Regions from separate parts of the Homo sapiens genome. Here all the other regions are linked to region 1. Evidence: chromatin contacts called from ENCODE Hi-C or POLR2A ChIA-PET data. All regions are on one chromosome and are shown on one strand. Each heading gives the region's core, a stretch centred on a gene start or an enhancer-like site at or near the end of the contact. The rest is flanking DNA. Distances are from core to core; before and after follow the strand shown. Region 1 holds the start of PKNOX2-DT (PKNOX2 divergent transcript). Region 2 holds the start of STT3A-AS1 (STT3A antisense RNA 1). Region 3 holds the start of FEZ1 (fasciculation and elongation protein zeta 1). Region 4 has its middle 28 kb from the start of ROBO3.

Region 1 (5,536 bases), core at 831-3,330:
AAAATATTTGCCTTCAGTGATTATAAAAACGATGGTTATATTTTGGATAATCATTTTTTAAGCTCTTGCAAATGACAAAAATAGTCAAAGCAAGATATATTTACTTAAAACTACGATGTGCAGTTTAAAGCACCAAAAAGGTATTAGTGAAAATCATAGTATTTGAAGACTCCAAAAATTAATAGCTCATGGCAATGGATCTCCCATATCAGGAAAGTGTTGGGCATTGATCTAGATTTCAGAAAACGAGGGGTGTGACAGGTGTAAATCAGTGATCCAAGGCTGTTGCCTGCGGTCCTATTTATGGCTCACTGACACCTCTCTGATGGGGTGAATTCAGCCTGATTTTCCCCTCTGACTCTGCAGGCTGCAGCAACTCACTGGGAGCCATGGGAAAGAGAGAAACTCCTCCCTCCAGGGGTCCTGGGCAGAGACAAATGGATCTCCCCTCCCCCTCCCTTATCTGAAGAGGGCTTCCCTCTGAGAGTTTATGGCAGCCTGACCTCCAGCCTCTGGGTTGGAGAATCTGGCCGCTTCTGTACCACATAAAAAGGGCAAGTGCATTCATTATTATTATATTATTATACAATGTATAATATATAATAGCGATTATGCTGTCAGCAGCCAGAGACTCTGACTGCAGATCAGAGGCTAGGGTGACATAAATCCACCTAGTGAAGTTTTTGAAGGTTCTATGTGAAGGTGAGAGGATTCTAATCTGTCTATAATGGGGGCTACCACTGAAGAGTTTCTCCCACAAGCAACGTTGGTGGGTGGATTTGAGGGTATTGGGAGGATCTGGACAAACAGTAGTGTGTGTATCTGGGATGTGATATAAGAAGGGTCTCAATTGCCTCCCCTGAGCCAGGCAATGCTAACAGCTCTCATCCTTGCCCATGACGGAGGCGGGTGAGTGGCGACCCAGAGGCCTGAGAAGAGCTCAGGGGCAGCCTTCAACTTCTTGGGTCAGATTCTTTACTGAAAACCCAGAGGCTGGGTTTCACTTTCTGCTTTCCCGCTTTTGTCGGTGTCTTTGTCTGGGCTTCTTCCAGGCCCCCTGCCTGGCCTGGGGTCAGAGGATCAATGGCTGCCTGACTGGCTGAAAGGGCTCCTCTATGGGGAGCAAGAAGCAAACTTCCAGAGGCAGAAGGGGTTCTCTTGTCCCTTTATGCGGAGGGCCATGTGCTAAGTTGAGGAAGCAAGCAAGTGTGCTCCTGTGTGTGGCTCTTAGTAGGACTGTGATCTCTGCTGAGTGAATGGAGGCGCTTGTGGGTCTACACATGCCTGCTTTTGTCTTCCACTGTAGAGGGCATGTAAGGAGCCCATTTCCTCCCTGATGTAGATGAAGCCACCCCAGCAGGCCCAGGCTGAAACAGCCCAGCTGGTCTTTCCCTTTATATGACTGCACCCCAGCCCCCAGAACTCTGGGAACTCACTGAGTTTCTTGAGGACTTTTTATTAGAATGAAAATAGCAGTGGCTTAGAACAGGCTTGCCTGACATTTGCAAAGAAGTGCTTTACTGACAAAGCCTATCCACTCTTTCCTCTCTCCCTCTGCCCCACCTTGAACCAGACACCCCGGGAAGCCCACAGCAGAAAAAGCTCTTGAGACCAGGAATAACTAACCAGAGTGTCATCTGAACACCTTTTCTGGGGCCAGGGTAATGAGAATTATTCAAATGCAATCATAAAAATGAGGCCAGCCAGGCAGGAAAAGGGGGAGGGGGAGTGCTGGTGGAAGGAAGGATTTCTTGCCCGTTTTAAGTTTCATCATTTCTGGGGAGTTCTCTTGGGGTCCACAGAAAATCTCACCTCATCTCGGTCCCCTCAGCACCGGTGATATCTTGGAACTCGGCCCCGGTTGTTCGCTAAGGAGGACTTGGCTTGGGGGCGGGAGGGTGCTCCAGAGTTCCTGGGGGTCCACCGCACTCCCCATCCGAGGCTCCTCGCGAGCGGAGCCGCTTCTCCAGGCCGCCCGCCTCCCTGCCGCAGGAGCAGGCCCGCGCCCGCCGCCCGAGAGCCTCCGGTAGAGGGAGACACTCCAGCGGCTCCTCCGACTTGGCAGCGGCCGGGCCGGGAGTGGGTGGGGGTGATGGGGGGTGGGGAGAAAAGGGGGAGTGGGGAGAGGGGAGGTGTGTGAAGGGGGGGTCCGGGGGGCGGGTCCCTGTGCCGCTGACGTCCCGAGCAGTGCTGGGAAGTATAGGCTGTGTTGTCACGCCGGTGTCAGTCTGATGAAGATTGGCATCAGGTAAGCTGTCATTCATTTCCATGTCAGAGACGCTTTTGCAGGCGGCGGCGGCGGCGCGGCGGCGGCTGCTGCTGCGGGCGGCTGCCTCAGAGCGCGTGTGTTTTATTCCAGTCCCCAAGCCAGAGTATTATTCATTGCGACAGGGCAAGGAGGAGAGAGGGAGAGAGGGAGGCAGCAGGGAGGAGAGAGAGGGAGGCAGCAGGGAGGAGGGAGGCAGGGAGCAGCGAGGGACGGCGGGAGCGTGCAGAGAGAAGCTGGGGAAGCGCCGGGAGAGCGCGGAGCGGAGCAGCGCGAGGGGCGGCGAGGCCGGGCACGGAGGCTGCGAGAGCCCCGCGGGCCGCCCGCTCCCCTGCCCGGCCAGCGCTCAGCCCCGCCGCCGCCGCCGCCGCCGCCTCGCCGCGCTTGGGCCCGTGGCCGGCCGCGCATTGTCCTCGGGTGCAAGGAGCCGGGCTGCGGACTCGAATCGCCGCGGGCCCAACCCCGTAGCGGGCGGGCGGGGAGCTGTGCGCCAGGAGCGCCAGGGGACCCGAGAATAGGAACAGGCACGCCGGCCCGAGCCCGGGTGCAGAAGGCTCCCGGCCGGGCGCTCCGCGGGGAGAGGCTGGGAACCGCGGGCAGGCTCCAGGTTCTCTTTCTCCCGGCTTCGGGCGTCCTTGGGGCCGGCGCTTACTCCGCGCCACCAGCCTGGAGATGCTTTCCAGCGGCTGGAGGCGGGAGCGGTCCCAGGCTGGGGCCAGGTGACCGGAGGAGTCGAGGAGCCGCGGCCGCGGCCTGGGGAGGCAGGGCGAATGAGGGTTTGCAGACGGATCAGTGGAGACAGGGGAACACCGGCGGGGCCCGGGAAGCCAGGATCCGAGGGGCTACACGCACGGACCCTCACCCAGGGAGGAGCGAGAATGTGTAGGGTCACCGGCTTTCCATGATTGCTGGGGATCTTTGGTGAGGCGGGCGTAGGGGCCCGCGCGAGGCTTGGGAATCGGGAGCCCTTCTGGCTCGAGAACTAGGGGATGAGTTCGTAAAAGAGGGAACTGAAAGCGATCGAGAGCGGAGAGCTGAGGGGGATGGCGCAGGATCCCGAATCTGCCGCTCAAAGTTTGCATTTCTTTCGGGTTAGGAGACGGGCTTTCCTGGCTCCCGATCCCCAGGAAGAAACGAGCGAAATGGGCCGTCCTTTCCCGGGGCTCTTCACGGGGGAGCCGGGGGTTTCCGCGCGGTGGGGAGACTCGGGTTGGGAATTGAGGGGTAGGGGCTTGTGGATCGGCCTGAATTAGGGCTGGGTTTTAGGACCAGTCTAGAGTTCGGTTTATAGGATCCAGACTGTTTACGGAATCGGGATCGAGGGGCCGATAAGTAGTTTACACGCCGGCCAGAGCAGAGGGCTGGAGGTCGGAGTTGGGGGCTGGAGGAACGGGTGGCGTTTTTAGGATTCAGTAACAGGATCACAGCTTTTTCTTGTGGTGGAAGCTATTGGAATTTGGGGAGGGTAGCACGAGGGGTCCTGCAGCTCCGCGTGTGAAAAAGCGTTTAGGTAGGCGATGAAAGTAGTTGATCTGAGCCATGGCAGGCGAGCCCCGAATTTTTGCTGCTTCCCCCTGAAAGTGTTTCTTTAGGAGGAGAGGACTTGGGCCACACAGGACCCGGTCCTAAGAGAGCGATTCCGGGAAGCGGACAGATCGAAGAGACCTTCTGGGCGAAGCGGCAGGGCAGCCTCGCGGGGCTGGGAGTGGATCTGAGGTCCCGACCCAGGCGGCTCGGAGTGCTCCAGGAGCCACCTGGGTCTGCGGGCGCAGCGCGGCGGGGCGGGAGCGGTGGCCCGCAGGGGCCGCGGCCTGCGATGAAGGCCGGGGGGCAGCGCTAGCAGCGAGGTGCCACAGTGGGCCGAGGAGTCTGGGCTGTGGCCCAGGGTAGGACCGGCTCAAACTCCAGTGCCCTGATTGGAGCCGCTTCCTGTGCTTACCCGCGCCGGACTGAGAAGCCCACAAACCCGGCCTTTGGTGCGCCCGGGGGAGGAGGAAGCTTGGAGTGCCCTACTGTCATCTCTCCTGTCCGGAGACTTCAGGATATTAGCTTTTCGGGTTTCAAATGCTCTATAACCGGTGGCAGCCAAAAGCTTCGCATTTTAGGCAGTTTAGACGATCCTCCCCGCCCCAAATCTGAGAATGATGGTGTTCAAACATAACACGGTGTATTACCCAAAGCCCCTGCCCTTGCCCTCCTGCTCTCTCTGCCGTTCTGGCCTTCGGAGGCCCCAGGACCTTGGTGGAAGCGGGGAGGGAGGGTCCCGTTTCTGGTCTCATAATCTCCCACTCGGGCTGCATCCCCATAGCTTGGGCCTAGCTGTGGGGTGTGGGGTGGGAAGGGGTCCCGACCAGGGAGGTAGGTTATTCTCTGGGCATCTAGAGAAAGAGTGTGTGTGGGGGGTGGGAGCGGGGGGGAGGAGGGCATTGAGGGGAGGAAGATTTGAGATTTCCTCCTCTTAATATTAAACCCACCATCCCAGCCCCCTGCACCCCTGGCAGGGAGAGCCAGACAGCCCTTACAGGACACGGAAGACGCACGACCCACGACCCACGAGTGGCCTCGGCGGCCCGGGGCGCGGCGACTGCCGCCGCGGAGCTCCAAGGCTGTTGTTTTGTAGGCTTGGAATTCGTGAGAGCTCTCTCCCGCTGAGAGCCCGAGGGGGGAGGGAGCCGTGACCCCACGGAGACTCCCTGGTCACCGCCTCCCCTTTGTGAGCGGGAAAGGCTTGAAAGCCAAGAGAAAGAGAGGCTGCTCAGAATAAGGGGCAGGGGGTTACCGGAGGGAGATGGGCCCGACCACCGCTCACAGTAAAATGCCTCGTGCGAATTGCACTGAAGTATACCCAACTTGAGACTGGCTGTTTTATGATCCTCTCTGGGAGTTTACTGCTCTCTGCTTTTAAGTCTATAGATTGCTTTAAGTTAATGAAAGTGCTGCTTTCAAAAGGGGCTTTTATTGTGTGGCAGTGGCAAATCCAGTACCTCCCCTTTACTCTTCCAAAATGGGCCTGTTTAAAAAGAGGGAGCTTGCTGGATCCCACATGGCAGAGCTTGGGGGAGGGTGCCATGTGACAATGAGAATTAATAAAAGTTAATGTCCAAGTGATTCTGAAAGACGAGTTTGCTTCTTTTCCAGTCCGGTTTCATCTGTTCATTCTCGTGTTGCCTTTGGGCTTTCACTGAGTCTGCCTTTAAATGTTGCTTGGTGCCTCCCCAGCAGCCTCTCCCAGCATTGCTTTAGGTAGGCCTGACCCCTGTTCAGTTAAAC
Region 2 (5,536 bases), core at 867-3,366, 430 kb after region 1:
CTCATGATCCGCCCGCCTCGGCCTCCCAAAATGCTGGGATTACAGGCGTGAGCCACTGCACCCGGCCCCAAACTTTGTTTTTTAATAGTACATTTTGACTTGTGAAAAGGTTTACTTAATTTGATCACTTGGAAGCTTAAATGTATTCTAAGAAACATGTTTAATACTTTTTTTTTTTTTTTTGGTGGGAGAGTCTTGCTCCGTTGTCCAGGCTGGAGTGCAATGGCGTGATCTCAGCTCACTGCAACCTCTGCCTCCTGGGTTGAAGCAATTCTACTGCCTCAGCCTCCTGAGTAGCTGAGATTACAGGAGCCCACCATCGCGCCTGGCCTACTTTGAAAAAAATTAATAAAAACTCTAACATCTTAATATTCTTTTTCTTTTTTTGAGACGGAGTTTCGCTCTTGCTGCCCAGACTGAAGTGCAATGGCGCGATCTTGGCTCACTGCAACCTCCAACTCCTGGGTTTAAGCGATTCTCCTGCCTCAGCCTCCCAAGTAGCTGGGATTACAGGATCCTGACACCAAGCCCAGCTAATTTTTGTATTTTTAGTAGAGATGGGGTTTCACCATGTTGGTGAGGCTGTTCTCAAACTCCTGACCTCAGGTGATTCACCCGCCTCGGCCTCCCAAAGTGCTGGGATTACAGGCGTGAGCCACCGCGACCGGCCTTAATATTCTTAGGTTAATACTTAAAAAAAAACAAAAGAAACTTGAACACAATCTTTCTAATTTTAATGCCCCCCTCCCCGCTTTTTTATTTTTAAAGAGAAAAAACTTCTTTTTGAGACGGAGTCCAGCTCTGTCGCCAGGCTGGAGTGCAGTGGCACGATCTCGGCTCACTGCAACCTCCGACTCCCTGGTTCAAGTGATTCTGTGTCAGCCTCCCGAGTAGCTGGGATTACAGGCACGCGCCACCACGCCCAGCTAATTTTTCTATTTTTAGTAGAGACGGGTTTCACCATGTTGGCCAGGATGGTCTCTACCTCCTGACCTCGTGATCCGCCCGCCTTGGCCTCCCAAAGTGCTGGGATTACAGGGGTGAGCCACCGCGCCCGACCAAAACTCGTATTTTGAAGAAGCATTTACTCCAAGTTCTGTAATTCCTTCAGGCTCAGCTTCAGTTTCCTTTTGTTAAAGTAAAATTACATCGAACACTTACTACTAAAAACAAAACCAAAAAAAAGCAGATCTATTGAATCATAACGTCCTGGGGCGAGCCTGGTCATGTGGATTTTGAAAAAAATGCATGTGATTCTGAAGCAGTGATTTAAATAATGACCTTTCAATAAGTGGTGGGTTCCGTTCATGGGAGAATAGGAAACTGCGTGAGTGGTAGAGGCAACAAGTTCGAAGAGCTGCGAGACGTTCCCACTCTCTCTGGTGTAGCCTTGGCTCACCGAGGCGCGCAGGGAGTGGAAGTGCCTGAGGATAAAGGTGTACACGTGCGAGTCTGAGATGATGGAATTGCTGCTCAAACTTCGTCCCCTTCTCTGCCCTCAGCAAACTTATTGGGGGTCGGGGAGCGCGTGGGGTGCGAGAGAAGAGAGGCAAGTTAGGATAGGGAGAGCGGCTCTCTGGCCGGTATTTTAACAAAGGGCTGAACTGACTAAGCATGGCCGGGCTGCCTCCCGGTCTCCCGAGGAAGCCCGCTTGCTGCTGGGGAGGGCTGTGCCTCCGCGGCGGTGGCTGTCTCAGCTGGCAGTAGAAATGCTTCCAGCTTAGCCCCGACAACCCCTTTAGGCCTAGGCACGCTCTTTCACAAAACCAGGGGCTGTGAACTCTGTCAAGGTTCCCAGGTCCATCGCAGTTACCAAGGCACAGTAAAAGCTCGAGTCAACTATCAGGCACATCCTGCAAAAGACGAACTGTCTGGACCAGTCCGCGTTTGAGTTTTAATTGAGAATAAATAGGTAGAAAATGCTTCCCTCCTCTCCTTTCACCTTGTATTAGGTAACAATTTCTACCTTAAAAAAGACGGGAGACGAGCGGCTCCGCATTCCGAGTTACTGGGACTTGGAGCAAGGGCCTATTTCAGCGTAGTTTCCGCTTCTTGTCACATGACGGGAGTCAGTGGGCCGCGCCTTCCCACTGCGACTCCCCGTGGGTCCGCAAACCGACACGTCACTCCTCGGCCCTCAACCAAACTGCTTGGGGCACGTTCTTTCCGCGCTCTTGACTCCTACGCGCCGGCCTATGACAGCTCGGCGGGAGCATACAGACCTGCCTCTAGACTGCTAAGTGATAGCTGTAATGACCAATTAAAAACTTGAATCGCGGCCCGGTTTACGCCTCCGGATTTGACAGACAGTTCCGAGACCCTATCGCTCTCCAGAAGCGTCCTATTGGCCTGGAGCCAGCCAACGGGGGAGCGGTCCGGGAGGCGGACCCGGCTCCTGCCAGGGTTGGGTGCGCCGCTGAACGGATGGCTGAGGGAGCCCCGCGGATCGTTTAGGAAAGCCGGCCAGGTGAGAAGGCCGTAGAACGTAACTTGAAAATCAGCGGCAGGTGCAGTCCATGGCGTTGATGGGGCTGAACGAAGTGCAGGAGGCAAAACTCTAAATGGGGGTGGAGAGCAGAGCTTAGGGCCTTGCAGAGGAGGGGGCGTGGGGCGTGGTGTGGGGGCTTCCTGGATGGAAGGATGCGAAGGTCTAGGGAGGGAGGGTAAGGTGGGTCTTGAGAACAGAGCGTGGGAAAGACTGGGTCCTGGGACTAGTTATGGAGGGGAAGGCGCGTAGGATGCTGGGGTGATGAGTGTCCCGCGCTGAGGGGTATCAGAGGTGGTCAGTTCTTTGAGGGTGGGAAGAAGAGGGAGGTGGGACCCGCTGGAACGACCGGAAGGGAGAAGAGAGTAAAAGATCGTGAGAGGGTGTGGAAACGTGTGTAGGAAAACGGGGCTGGGGAAATTGCAGTCTGGGAAACTAGAGGCAGGGTGGCAGGAGATGCCACAGCTTGCAGGGCACAGTTGAGGAGAGCAGGTTGGTAAGTGTTTTAAGAAAGGTGTCTTTGCTCTTATTTGCTTGGCGGTGTGCGAAAGTGACCAAAGAGCACGAGATGAAATCTCCCTTACGGCCCTGCCCTCAATGACTAGCTCGTTTACTCAAGTTTTCAAGTAGAGATCCTAGCAGTCTCATTTTGGTGTGTGGCTCGTATCAACGCAGTGGTGTTAAGTTTGTTCCTATTTCAGGCATTCCAGAAAACAGCTGCAAACCCTGAGAGATATGGCTGGATTGTTGACCTCCTGGAGTAGTTAGGCCTTTATTTTTAGTTGCAAAGTAAGCTTTCCCTTTGGGACTATACTTAAACACATTTCTAAACTGCTCTTCTGGGACAGTTAATTATGGAGAACATGCTTGACTTCTCAGTGTTGGGGCTAGCATTCTATATGCCTTCCACCTAGTCCAGTGTTGTTGTTGTTTTGTTTTTCTCCTTTATTCCAATAATAGTGGGAAAAAAGATTCATGGAGGAGGATAGACAAACGTTTGTTAAGGGATACACAAGTACAACTAGATAGGAATAAATTCTAGTGTTCTATAGGATAACTATTATTAGGAGTATAATTAACAACAAAAATACACAATTTGTTGTATATTTTCAGATAGCTAGAAGAGTGGATTTTGAATATTCCTAAGACAAAAAAAATAAGGTGATGAATCTACTAATTATTTCCCGACTTGATCATTACACATTATATACATGTACCAAAATGTCACACTGTACTCCATAAATATGTACAATTATGTGTCAGTCAAAAAGAATAAAAGCAAAACATCTTGAATGGTGTTGCATATCCTTTGTTATAGTCGTTATAACTTAGCTCTTGATCACCTTGTAATTTAAAAAAGTAGGTCTGGGCGTGGTAGCTCACGCCTGTAATCCCAGCACTTTGGGAGGCTGAGGTGGGCAGATCATGAGGTCAAGAGATCCAGACCACCCTGGCCAACATGGTGAAACCCCGTCTCTACTAAAAATACAAAAATTAGCTGGGCGTGGTGGCGCACACCTGTAGTCCCAGCTTCTCATGAGGCTGAGGCAGAAGAATCGCTTGAACCCAGGAGGTGGATGGAGGTTGCAGTGAGCCGAGATGGCACCACTGCACTCTAGCCTGGCGACAGAGCAAGACTCCGTCTCAAAAAAAAAAAAAAAAAAAAGATAGTAGTACTGTCTTATACAAGAATAACTAACCTATGGTAGATTAGTGCTATATTGCTATATAAATAATTCATATCTGTCATGTGATTTCCATTTTGAACTGCCTACAGATAGTGTCCCTCAACATTTTAATCTACTTTTTTTAATCCCCCGACTCTTCTGCTTCAGTAGGAAAAATTCGTTTTCTTTCCCTCTAGATTATCATCTGATGCCATCAAACTGTCTGTGTAATTTAATCAGTCTCTTAAATCAGCATTGTCAGTTACAGAGAAGCCTTGAGACAGATGATTGGAAGCGGGTATAGATCTGAGCAGTCGTTACAGTCTGATATATGGGATGAGAACACAGTGGATCTGTGTTTGGGTACCTCCACCTCTTTTTGAGTGCATGATTGTACCTGCATTAGTTATCAGGTATGCTGTTAGTTGACCCGACAGCCCCATTGGGATTTGGAAAAGAAAAAAGTTTATAGCCATTCAGTTGAAGTTTAAATTTAGGGCTCGAAATTGTGTTGATTCAGTCGTGACTTCTATTTTTCCTCTTAATGCCTTTCACTTCTTCTTTTTTTTTTTTTTTCCTTTTTAAAGAGAGGAGGTCTGGCTCTATTGTCCAGGCTGGAGTGCAGTGGTGTGATCCTAGCTCACTGCAGCCTCCAACTCCTGCCTCAGCCTCCTGAGTAGCTGGGACTGCAGGTGCAGACCACCAAGCCTGCATAATTTTAAACAGTTTTTTGTGGAGATGGGGTTTTGCTGTATTGCTCAGATTGGTCTTGAACTCCTGGCTTCAAGCGATCCTCCCTCCTTAGCCTCTGAAATTGCTGGGGCTTGCACTTCTGGTCTCAATGTTTATTTCCTGCTTCCCCCCCTCCGCCCCTGCCACCCCATATAGTCCTGCCTTTTCTTGAGTGCTCTCTTTCTCCATTTTATTATTTTTCAGTATTTCCAATCTTTCCTGTTTATTTTTTCATCTCTTCCTTGTGCTATACTATTGCTAATTGTGCTTATGTACTTGTTAGCTGTGAAGGAGTGGGAAATAGAATTATGGATGGTTTATTCTGACCACTCCATTTTAGTCTTGACACATAGACCTGACTTGTGCCTACTTCCTTGCAAGTTGATCATACTTTAGGCCAGGCTTGGATACTAGTATTAGCCTTGACCCTGTCTGGTGTTTTTGCTAGCTCCTACGTCCTTTATGATTCCCTCTCATCATAAAATATGAAAATTAAGTAAATTGAAGGTGTTCAATATCTTGTGGTCTTGACTTTTTCATTTTAGCTGATCGTCGTGTGTTGCCACCCATTCATGTCAAGATGACTAAGTTTGGATTTTTGCGATTGTCCTATGAGAAGCAGGACACACTTTTGAAGCTTCTCATTCTGTCA
Region 3 (5,536 bases), core at 2,266-4,765, 330 kb after region 1:
TTGAAGTGTTAAGTACAATGTGCAGAATATAGAAAGCATCCAATAAATATCAATCATTCTAGAAAAATCAAAGCTGGGCACGGTGGCTCACACCTGTAATCCCAGCAACTGGAGAGGCTGAGGCAGGAGGATTGGTTGAGCCCATGAGTTTGAGGCTATAGTGAGCTATGATCACACTACTGTATGCCAGCCTGGGTGACAAAGTGAGACCCTATCTTTAAAAAAAAAAAAAAAAAAGTTAAAAATAATTCTAGGAAAACCAGGATAGCTAACTTACATAGAAATGTGATGTGGGGGCTGGGCACAGTGGCTCATGCCTGTAATCCCAGCACTTTGGGAGGCTGAGGTGCGTGGATCACCTGAGGTCAGGAGTTCAAGACCAGCCTGGCCAACATGGCAAAACCCTGTCTCTACTAAAAATACAAAAAAAAAAAATTAGCTGAGCATGGTGGCAGGTGCCTGTAATCCCAGCTACTTGGGAGGCTGAGGCAGGAGAATCGCTTGAGCCCAAGAGGCAGAGGTTGCAGTGAGCCGAGATCATGCCATTGCACTCCAGCCTGGGCAACAAGAGCGAAACTCCATCTCAAGAAAGAAAGAAAGAAAGAAAGAGAGAAAAGAAAGAAAGAAAGAAAGAAAGAAAGAAAGAAAGAAAGAAAGAAAGAAAGAAAGAAAGAAGGAAAGAAGGAAAGAAGGAAAGAAGGAAAGAAGGAAAGAAGGAAAGAAGGAAAGAAGGAAAGAAGGAAAGAAAGAAAGAAAGAGAGAAAGAAAGAAAGAAAGAAAGAAAGAAAGAAAGAAAGAAAGAAAGGTGATGTGGGAGTGCTTCAAGTAAAAGAAAAATTATCCCTGCCATGATATTCTCTGTGCAATGCTTCAATATGCTTATCAAACAAGAGAACTATTGCTGAAAGAATTTTAGCATCTTTTTTACTAAGGCTTCTTTTTTCAATTTATTTGTTCAAAGGTTCCTGGATCGTGGGTTCCATTTTACAGAGATATGAAAGCCAATCCGATAGTGTTGCAGGTATTTACACTGCCTTTAAATTTGTACTTTTCTCTGGGAATGACAGGGGAGAAGCAGATGGTGACACCAGTGGGGTTTCTGATTTGAAATGACACAGTCTATATGATTAACCAGCAACAAGAGGCCAATCCAACCAGAATCTAGGACTAAGACTGAGTTTTGAGTGTTGGCAACAGGAAGAGTGTGCTGAAAGCACTCTGCCCAGGCAGAGTGTAGAGAAAATGGATTCATCTAGAAAATTATAAAAGACGAAATGAATATCACAGCTCTAGGGTTCAGACACATGCTCATTTGAAACAGTCCATAATATAGACTGATTGTTTTTTGTCAACTCATTATCCAAGAGCCAAGAAGTGCTGCATGAATGACCATCTGGAGATGAAGTTAAAGTGAAAGCCAGTGCTGGGAAACTAGTCACTCAACACCCAAACTGAATCCAGCATTTGTGGAAAGACCTCAGGCTGTGGCACAGATGAGAGTCAGGCGTTCTGACTGGCCCCACTATAGCCTCCAGGAGGGCTCTGTGGATTGGGGTTGGCAGCACTTCCTTAGATGGTGACCCTGCCTTCCTTCCTTTAGCCCACTTTCTTTCGCCCTCCTCTCTTCACGGAGTGCTTTCATCCTTCAACTAAAATGTCTGAAACAACCTTATTTTCCATCCTGGCAAGCTTGCACCATCCTCATTCATAGCTCATCTGGGAGCCTTCTTTTCCTTAAAGTAGGATTAATACAAGCGATAGCTTATTCCCTTTAGACTTCCAAGATCAAAAATAAATACGTACATACATGAAAATGGCAGAAAGAAGGAACCATGGGAGGGTCGCCTTTTCTTTTTCTCTTTACCACAGAACAGAGCGCAGGACTATAGTCTGATTGTCCTACAATCTATTCCATTTATTTTCACTCCCAATAGATGGTGTAATTTGGAAAAGAAAAGACACTCACGGGGCTTAACAGAGACCCAGTAGGAAACGCATAAACGTCTCCCTGCAGCACAATGATGCACTCGCTGCATCTCGGGGCTGCGGTACAAATGCTCAGTCCCTGCTTTGCTGAGCTGACCCGAGTGGAGCGGAGCGGTGGAGATTTCACCACGCTAACCCCGCTGGGCCTCGGCACCTCCACACAAGCCCCATTCCATCTCCTTCTTCCCATCACTTGGTCCATAGATCAACTGATTCCGTGCCTCGTCCCCCATATCCGTCCCTAAAACCTACCCTGCACTGATCCACCTTCAGATTTCCCACTGCTCCTCCGCAGAACCCACCCAGTGTGCATGTTTGTGCACATTTTGACAGAAAAAGTATTTCGTTGCATATGGATCAGCAACCCCTTCGCGGTTCTGCTTGCTCCCCTCCCCCTCCTCCCGCTGCTCCATTCACCTCCATCTCAGATCCCCCTCCTCCCCCCAGTCCGGTGGGGTAAAGAAAGCCTCCTCCAGGCAGCACAATGGCTGGCACTCTGAGGAAGCCGGACTCATCCCGTGCAGGCCGCATACACACTCCACTGCCCTTCCGGCCAAACAAGCCCGGACACGGGAGAGGGATGAGAGTCGGGGATGCCTAGCGGCGAGGAGAGAAGGGATAGGCAAAAGGGAAGAAGAGCGGGCTGTGATACCTCCTCGACGCCGTCAAACACTGCTCCCCGCATTCCAGAGCCCGGGGCCCACCCGACGGCAGCGCGCCCCGCCACCGCGCAGCCGCCCCGGTCCCTTCTCCCGCCCGTCTGTAGTAAAACAATCGCTCTCCCGGCGTCTGCGGCCGCTGCCAGCGGTTCTGACACTGCAGGAATGCGCGGTCTGGGGAAGGCTCCGCACTCTGGGGAGGGGCACGAGCGGGGTCGGGGGTAAGTTTTTAGGGACAAAGATGATCTTGGGGCGTTTACGGTGACTGGACCAGATAACGGTCCCGGGACGAGGTACCGACCCACTGCCCCAGCGCGATCGGGCGGCGTTCCCTTCTTCCCCCAGCCCCCATACCTCGCCGCCCTGCCTTCACACGCGCGCACACACGCGGGCACACACACGCGGACACACACACACACACACACACACACACACACACACCAGGCCTGGCTGGAGGGCCGATGCTGAGATGATACTGGAAGTGCCCATCATCCCACATCTCCAGGGCCTGGCGCGGCGTCCCAGCTGCGCTCCCTGAAGGGCTGGGCAGGAAGGCGACGGCCTCCCGTTGTTCCTTTCTAATCCCAGAATGGGACCAGGTGAGGGGAGCTGCGGCGACCCCAGACCGTCCTGTCAGAGAATCCCGGGGCCTCCTTACCACCCCCACCAGACCCCACCCCCAGCAGTGAGTCGGGTCCTAACTAAAGTCAACCCCCGCGACGGCACCTGTGCGGGTCCTGGCGGAGGGAGGCGGATCCCGGGGCTCAGCCGGACACCCCCATCCACGGGCCGCGGGAGCGGCCGGAGCGCAGCGCAGCGCAGCGGAGAGCCAGCCAGCCAGCCAGCCAGCGAGCGCTCCCCGCGCAGCTCCGGCGGCGCCCGGCTCCGCTCCCGCCTCCACCCCACCCCTTCCCCGCGCTCGTGCCCGGGCTCCGGGGGCGCGCCCGCGCTCGGGCACCCACCCAACTGGCACGCGCGGGAGCTGGACGTCATCCCCTCGTTAACATTCATAGCCTTCCTCCGAGCACGTGGGCTTGCCTTTATTAATATTTATGCATTTCTGTTTCTCTCCTCTTTAACATTGGCCTTTCTGCTTCCCTCATGAATATTCAGAAACTCCAAGATGAAAGCGTGCAATAACTACCAATATGGATACCTCGCAAAGCCTGACACTAGTTTCTGGATAAAATGCAGGCGATGGCTGCTGGCGGATGCCGGCAGACACACTCAAAGACCCTTTTGGACTTTCCGAGTTTCCCATTCTCCTCTACTGGAGGCTGAGGCGGGCAGGCCCAGCGACGTCTCCCAGCTCCAACTGGGTTCGGACCTCAAGCCAAAAATGAGGAGGCCGGCAGGAGAGCTTTTCTCGCCCAAAGATGCTGGGTGGGAGCTGGATCCAGCTGAAAAATCTGAGTGAGAAGGTTTCAGGCCCAGGAGGACTTGAGATAATACAGGAAAATTCAAGAGGCTGAAATGAGAAGGGTCCCTGGAGTCTTGTGAAAAATTATTAATTTATCTTGTCTACTGTGCATAGGCCTGTGCTTATAGAAGTTGTCAATAAAAAATCTAATAATTCACGAATACACACAACTAAGAGCACAAGAACTGTAATTATCGAAGGAAGGCACTGGAAAAAGCATGTCGGCTTGGAGAACCCCAAGTACTTTTGTCTGATGGCAAAGTACCTCTGGGCTGAACTGAGGACTTCAACTGGAAGGGGCAGGGAGCGTCTCTTTTGCTCGTTTATGCATTCATTCCACAGACATTTCAACCATGAGAAGGATGGAAACAGGAATAATGTCCCAATGAGATGAGAAGAAGCGTTGGCCTATTTGCCTTTGTGGGAGCAATAGACAGAGGATGTCTTCCTGTAAGAAATCATAAGGCCAGGCACGGTGGCTCACACCTATAATCCCAACATGTTGGAAAGCTGAGGCAGGAGGATCACTTGAGGCCAGGAGTTCAAGACCAGCCTAGGCAACATAGTGAGACCCCATCTCTATAAAAAAAAAAAAATTAGCCAGGCATGGTGGGCCCATCCTGGTAGCCCATCCTGGTAGCCCCAGCTACACTGGAGGATGAGGTGGGAGGATCGCTTGAGCCCAAGAGGTTGAAGCTGCACTCCAGCCTGGGCGACAGCAAGACCTTGTCTCAAAAGTAAATAAATAAATAAATAAATCACAAAGAGTAGCTGGTTAAAAGATCCCTAGATCTCCTTTCTTGGGATCATGCCCAGTTTTGTGACCTTGGGTTAGTTAACTTCCCTGTGGCTCATTTCCTCATCTGTAAAATGAAGAAAATAATAGTGCCCGCCGGGCGCGGTGGCTCACGCCTGTAATCCCAGCACTTTGGGAGGCCGAGGCGGGCGGATCACGAGGTCAGGAGATCGAGACCATCCTGGCTAACACGGTGAAACCCCATCTCCACCAAAAATACAAAAAATCAGCTGTGCGTGGTGGCGGGCGCCTGTAGTCCCAATTACTCGGGAGGCTGAGAATGGCGTGCACCCAGGAGGCGGAGCTTGGAGTGAGCCGAGATTGCGCCACTGCACTCCAGCCTGGGTGACAGAGCGAGACTCCGACTCAAAAAAAAAAAAAAGAAAGAAAATAATAGTGCCCCACTCTATTGTGGCCTGTTGTGGGATTAAAGGAGTGAATATGAGTAAAGTACTTCCAGGTTTATTAGAAGGCACTATATGTATGTATGTGTGTATATATATACACACACACATATATATGTCATATATATGTCTCATATAGATGTCCCATATATACGTCTCATATAGATGTCCCATATATATGTCTCATATAGATGTCCCATATATGTCTCATATAGATGTCCCACATATATGTCTCATATAGATGTCCCACATATATGTCTCATATAGATGT
Region 4 (5,536 bases), core at 987-3,486, 330 kb before region 1:
CTAAAGAAAATTCCTTTGTGAAAAAAGTTTCCAGGCATGACCCAGTAATTGTTTTAATGGATTTTCAATGAAGGGTGAAGTACCATGCTATGTAGCCTGTGGGCATTCCATAAATATATTTTGACTGATTCTGTTAACAAACTACATAGAAAAAACCAAATACTTACTATCCAATCCTCTTATATTGTTTCCCATAGGCTCTGTCTGTTAGTGTATTTATAAGCATTTAAAGTGTATAAGGGAGCTCTGGCAGTGAGAGTGAATTGCCCAATGCAGAGAAGCACTCTGGGCTGGAGGGTTTTACTTAGTCTAAGATTTTCTTTTTTTTTTTTTGTGAGACGGAGTCTGGCTCTGCCGTCAGGCTGGAGTGCAGTGGCATGATCTTGGCTCACTGCAGCTTCCGCCTCCTGGGTTCAAGCGATTCTCCTGCCTCAGCCTCCCGAATAGCTGGGAGTACAGGTGCATGTCACCACGCCTGGCTAATTTTTGTATTTTTAGTAGAGACAGGGTTTCACCATGTTGGCCAGGATGTTCTCGATCTCTTGACCTCGTGATCCACCCTCCTCGGCCTCCCAAAGTGCTGGGATTACAGGCGTGAGCCACTGTACCAGGCTACTTAGTCTAAGATTTTCAGTGTGCACCTGAGATTTGCCCTTTCCAAAATGAGGAAGAGGCCTGAAGCCGATCAGCTGAAAGAAGTACTAAGCCCTGCAGGCTGAAAAGGTAATGTCCCACCTATGCTGGAGGACCTGATGTTGGTATAGTCAATTTTCTGTCTTCTATGTAAGGTATAGATCTGCTCTGATCTTGACATTGTGAAGAAAGCTACTATACTGTCAGAATCTGCTGTAATATAGCCCTGAGATGAGAAAGGTGTGTAGAACAGAAATCTTCACTGCCCTTCTCCCAAAACATTCATTGACCCCTCCTGTAAGATATATATATATATATAATTATTATTTTTTCTAGACAGAGTCTCGCTCTGTTGCCCAGGCTGGAGTGCAGTGGTGCAGTCTTGGCTCACTACAATCTCAGCCTTCCAGGTTCAAGGTTCCCAGGTTCCCAAGCAGATTCTCGTGTCTCAGCCTCTTGAGAACTGGGGCTACAGGCACACGCCACCACACCTGGCTAAGTTTTATATTTTTAGTAGTGATGGAGTTTTGCCATGTTGGCCAGGCTGGTCTTGAACTCTTGATCTAAGGTGATCCGCCAACCTTGACCTCCCAAAGTGCTGAGATTACAGTCATGAGCCACCGCGCCCGTCCTGCATTCTTGCTGTGTGTGTGTAACCCTTGCTATAGTTATATAATTTAGGTTGAATTTAATTTATACGTTGACTATGATCTGAGGGTCAAGATCATTTGGGATAAAGGAGAGATCAACTACATGTCCGTATACTGCAAGTTAGAATTTAGTTAAGAAGGCCCTGAGTAGATTCCAGAATTATAATAAAGCTTTCATTTTTAGTTTGAGGAAACTTCAATATGGGCGACAGAACAAAGAACTCGGGTGGTAGGAATTAAGTTGGTAGGAATTAAGAGGGTGCCTGCCAGACGGGCTGGAAGTGAAGGAAGCCATGTGCCTGCAAAGCTGTTTAGGGCTGCCATGTGTTTATGCCCTGGCAGAAACCTCTGGTTAGAAGTTAGATCGCTTACATTTTTCTTAAGTAACCCATTTTGTTACATCCATATGTTTTCCCTCTTTCCAGAAGGAAAAAAAAGTATCAGCGAGCCCTTCCTCACGGATCAGGAAGCTCAAGGGATTACTCAAGTACATTGGCGGCAGTTACAAAGATATTTTCTTTTTTTTTTTTTTTTTTTTTGAGACGGGGTCTCGCTCTGTTGCCCGGACTGGAGTGCAGTGGCGCGATCTCGGCTCACTGCAAAGCTCCGCCTCCCGGGTTCACGCCATTCTCCTGCCTCAGCCTGCCAAGTAGCTGGGACTACAGGCGCCCGCCACGACACCCGGCTAATTTTTTGTATTTTTAGTAGAGACGGGGTTTCACCGTGTTAGCCAGGATGGTCTCGATTTCCTGACCTCGTGATCCACCCGCCTCGGCCTCCCAAAGTGCTGGGATTACAGGCGTGAGCCACCGCGGCCTACAAAGATATTTTCAAGCATTGTTCTCCCTACCCCAAATTTCTGAGTCATTTAAGTAGAGAAACAGCTCTTTTGCCCTGGCTCATATATGAAAAAAGTAGAATTCAGGCCAGGCTTCAAGTCTAGGGATGATTCTCATTAATGAGGTTAGGTCTGCCACCTGGTGGTGAGAAATAAAATGCCACTTGATTTTCTCATCTGATCTGTCCATATACCACACTTAAAAATTCCACTTTGCAAATCCATCCTTAACCTCTGACTCGGGTTGTGCTTGCCGCCAGCCAAAAGTTCCCAACTGATGACAACGGCACCGACACCTTGGGGAGAATTTTTAGGCAACCATCTGGAACTCATTCCCTATGAACACATTTGAAGTGTTTTAGAACACTGGTAGGTGGTTCTACAACACTTCAAATGTGACTTAAGGTAGATTTTAGGAGAACAAGGTTCTCCTAAAGAGGAAAGATAGCACTAATTCATTCATTAGTACACAAACTATTGTGTAAAAAAAAACTATGCTCTTCAATTTGTAAACAAATGTGTAAGACAATGCCCCGCTCCATCAGTGACAAAGAGATGGGAGTGGATAACCAAGTTAGGCTGGGAAAATAAGAGTAATTCTTGCTTCCCGTTGAAAGGCTGAGGAGAGTGCAGAATCATCTGAAGCCATTAGGGGGAGTGCTAAGTCTTCAGAAACACACACACACACACACACACACACACACACTCGAATACTAGAATATGAATTCTGGAATATGTCCACAATTATTTGGGGATTTGGCCTATGGATCCCTCACAGAGGGTGAAGATACCCAAGTACCCTGGAGAGCTTCAGCTTCCAGTAACCTCCTCCAGCACTGAAGACTTCAGCTCCTTCCTTTTTTCACCTGCCCCTATTTTCCTTTCCTTGTAGGCCAGTACTCTCAAAGTGTGGCCCCCAGTATCACCACTGTCACCACCTGGGAAACTTTCAGAAATGCAATATCTCTGCCCGTACCCCAGATCAAAGGAATCAGAAACTGTAGGGCAGGGTTAATAAGGCCTCCAGGTGATTTTCATGCAAGCTGTGAATCTCTAGTCCAGGGGTGTCCAATCTTTCGGCTTCCCTGCCACATTGGAAGAAGAATTGTCTTGGGCCACACATAAAATACACTAGCTAAAAAATTTTTTTTTTTGCAAAAAACCTCATCATGTTTTAAGAACATATATGAATTTGTGTTGGGCCGCATTCAAAGGTGTTCTGGTCTGCATGCGGCCCATGGGCCGTGGGTTGCACAAGCTTGCTCTAGTCTTAGGGTGATCCTCTGGGCACAGACCAGGGAGACTTGTCGGAGTGGGAGCTAAGGGGAGAAGCAATGGGTCCTAGAAGCCAATCTAGTTACCCAGTCCAGCCCAGAGTGTTAGAGGGAGCAGAGAACAGCCACAAAGGGAGGTGGCAGAGGTTTTTGCCAACTGAGCACCAGCTTTGTGGACACTGACCCTCCAATCACCCTTGGTCACAAGATCTTCAGATGGGAGACTCAGTCTTCAATTAAAGCGACACTAGAGAAGAATCCCTACAGTACCCAGAGCAAATAAGATAAATAGGGCTGTGTCCACCCCACCTGGGTGCAGCTCCAGCTCTTTTCACTCCCTTCCAGATCCGCGGAAAGCACCCCTGACACGCATATATTTGTGGATGGGATACCTGGATTGAGAGCGAACTCCATCAACCCCCCGAGACACTGCACCCTGCTCCCTCCTCTGCTGGAGGAACTGCCACTTTCTAAAGGAAAATACTATTTAATGTGCAGAATTACAGTACACACAATACTTATAGTATGGCAAGTATTAGTCCTTGGTATTTTTTCCGCCACCTTTTCCCATCTCCCCATCCTGTATGCCTGTGCCTCCTTACCTTTCTAGCACAAAACAGGCACTTAAAAAATAGTGCAGAATGAACAGCTGAAGCTTGCTTCTACTATCTTCCATATTTTTCTCTGGCTGCTGTCAAAAAGCGCCAGCTCAGAGCCAGGGTGGCCGACTTTGTCACAGTCTCTGCTGGAAAACGACATTTTTTAGGGGGAAAATCATAAGCCAATGCAGACATGTCCCTGCCCCCTATTCCTTCTCCCTGCACGTGGGCACACAATGGGCGGCCGGCAGAGGTGGGGGAGTGAGGAGCACAGGCTCCGTGTGTCCAAAGTCCCGGGTCACCTCGGCCTGGAATCCATCTAACTCAGCTGCAAACCAGAAGACGCGGCCTGGGAGGGGCGTAGAGCCCTCCCCCACCTCCCCGGGCTGGGTGACTGTCAGGCCGCATCTGCTCCAAATTTATGGCTCCTCCTCGGGCCGCCGCCGGCCTCTCCACGGCCTCTTTACCAACTGCAGCCCCAGCTGAGACCCCTCCCGCGGGGAGGGAGGGAACACGAAGCGCGGCCGGGGCTGGGGGCGGGGAGCAGGTGTGAAGCGGGGTGGCAGCGGCGCGCGGTCACCCTCCACCGCGCCGCGGAGACCCGGCGTCACCCCCACGCGCACACAATGGCGCGGGGGCCAGGCCGAGGACGGCCCATTAGCGGCTGATGGAGGAGGCGGGAGCCCGGCGGGCCGCCTAATCCCCGCACGCGGACACCTGGGTGGGAGCGCGGGCGAGTGGAGGGCGCGCCTGCACGCAGGATCCCGGGCTGGGCAACGGCCTAGACCGCCTCTCGCCAAACCTCCCACGCCAGCGCCAGTCCGACGAACAGGAGCTGGTCCAGCGAACAATAAAAGGCCCCGGGGCTGGGGAGGGATGGAAGCGCCCTTGGAGCGCGCAGGCTACGGGCGCCCCCGGCAGCGCCCCCGCGCCTTCCCCTCCCGCCCCGCGGCCGCTGATTGCCTATTGTGCGTCCCCTCTGCGGCCGCCCGCGCGATGCACTCTGCGAGCTGGCCCCTTCGTTTCTAAATGAGCAGCCAGCGCCGCAGACACGTGCCAAGGGAAGGGTAGTTCACTGCGTGGGGCGGGGGGACATGCAATAAGACAAGAGACCGCACGGAAATAGCTCCGTGCCCGTCTGCTGCACTGTCCTTCTCACGTGCCTTCGGACAAGGGGACTTTCACTCTCTCCCCTCCTCTGCCCCAATCGCTCTGTCTCCCTGAGACTGACCACCCTCTTCTCTAACCCGAACTCCGCAGGGGAGCCTTCAGCCTTTTATTATTATTTTTTTCCTGGGTAGTAGATGTCTTTGCCTTGGCTGGGCTCTGGAATGCTCAGGTAAAAAGTGGGTCTGGCCGGATGCAGTGTGTATCTTCAACACGGAGGCTAGAGAATTGGATAGAGGAGCAGCGCTAGTCTGTGACAGCTCCAGACGCCCTGCTCCAAGCACCCCAATCCTAAGCACCCCAATCCTCTGGTATCTTCCGTCCCAGGGAACTCTGGCTGGTCGTCATGGCTTTGTTTAATGCTCCTCTCTGCCA

What was found. A loop is a pair of places that touch in the nucleus more often than their neighbours do. ChIA-PET counts read pairs that join two places held with the same protein, here RNA polymerase II (POLR2A). Pooled maps may share reads with other maps.
Region 2: a loop to region 1 is called in a map of ascending aorta, with 2.6 times the contacts of the local background. The contact joins the promoter of STT3A-AS1 here to the promoter of PKNOX2-DT in region 1. A Hi-C loop is called at or near these places in 2 of 168 maps with a recorded cell type or tissue (ascending aorta and chondrocyte) and 7 of 50 pooled maps.
Region 3: a map of ascending aorta shows a loop between it and region 1 (2.1-fold over the local background). The contact joins the promoter of FEZ1 here to the promoter of PKNOX2-DT in region 1. A Hi-C loop is called at or near these places in 2 of 168 maps with a recorded cell type or tissue (ascending aorta and esophagus muscularis mucosa), 1 of 37 single-sample maps with no recorded cell type and 7 of 50 pooled maps. POLR2A ChIA-PET finds 5 or more read pairs at or near these places in 1 of 52 experiments (Panc1).
Region 4: a loop to region 1 is called in a pooled map, with 4 times the contacts of the local background. The contact joins the enhancer-like site here to the promoter of PKNOX2-DT in region 1. A Hi-C loop is called at or near these places in 5 of 50 pooled maps.

Annotation. Positions count from the first base shown.
Region 1 is chr11:125,162,529-125,168,064 of GRCh38, forward strand. PKNOX2-DT (PKNOX2 divergent transcript) reads right to left here and starts at 2,081. Exons shown (of 3, transcript NR_125759.1): 1 at 1,813-2,081. It overlaps PKNOX2 (PBX/knotted 1 homeobox 2), which reads left to right and starts at 2,223. Exons shown (of 13, transcript NM_001382323.2): 1 at 2,223-2,248. RefSeq lists a silencer at 1,936-2,085.
Region 2 is chr11:125,590,452-125,595,987 of GRCh38, forward strand. It overlaps STT3A-AS1 (STT3A antisense RNA 1), which reads right to left and starts at 2,117. Exons shown (of 4, transcript NR_132372.1): 1 at 1,967-2,117. STT3A (STT3 oligosaccharyltransferase complex catalytic subunit A) reads left to right here and starts at 2,401. Exons shown (of 18, transcript NM_152713.5): 1 at 2,401-2,467; 2 at 5,430-5,536. The coding sequence starts at 5,465. RefSeq lists enhancers at 1,386-1,555, 1,673-2,267.
Region 3 is chr11:125,492,750-125,498,285 of GRCh38, forward strand. FEZ1 (fasciculation and elongation protein zeta 1) reads right to left here and starts at 3,516. Exons shown (of 10, transcript NM_005103.5): 1 at 3,372-3,516. LOC403312 (putative uncharacterized protein MGC39545) reads left to right here and starts at 2,465. Exons shown (of 2, transcript NR_164146.1): 1 at 2,465-2,866; 2 at 3,759-5,536. RefSeq lists enhancers at 1,568-2,071, 2,574-3,077, 3,078-3,579 and a silencer at 3,454-3,703.
Region 4 is chr11:124,834,900-124,840,435 of GRCh38, forward strand. No RefSeq gene overlaps it. Among named protein-coding and RNA genes, the nearest start is that of ROBO3, 28 kb to the right of the region's middle. Within about 2 kb of position 2,237, at least 16 of the 41 ENCODE cell types and tissues checked have a DNase peak (open chromatin) inside an H3K27ac peak, as active enhancers do.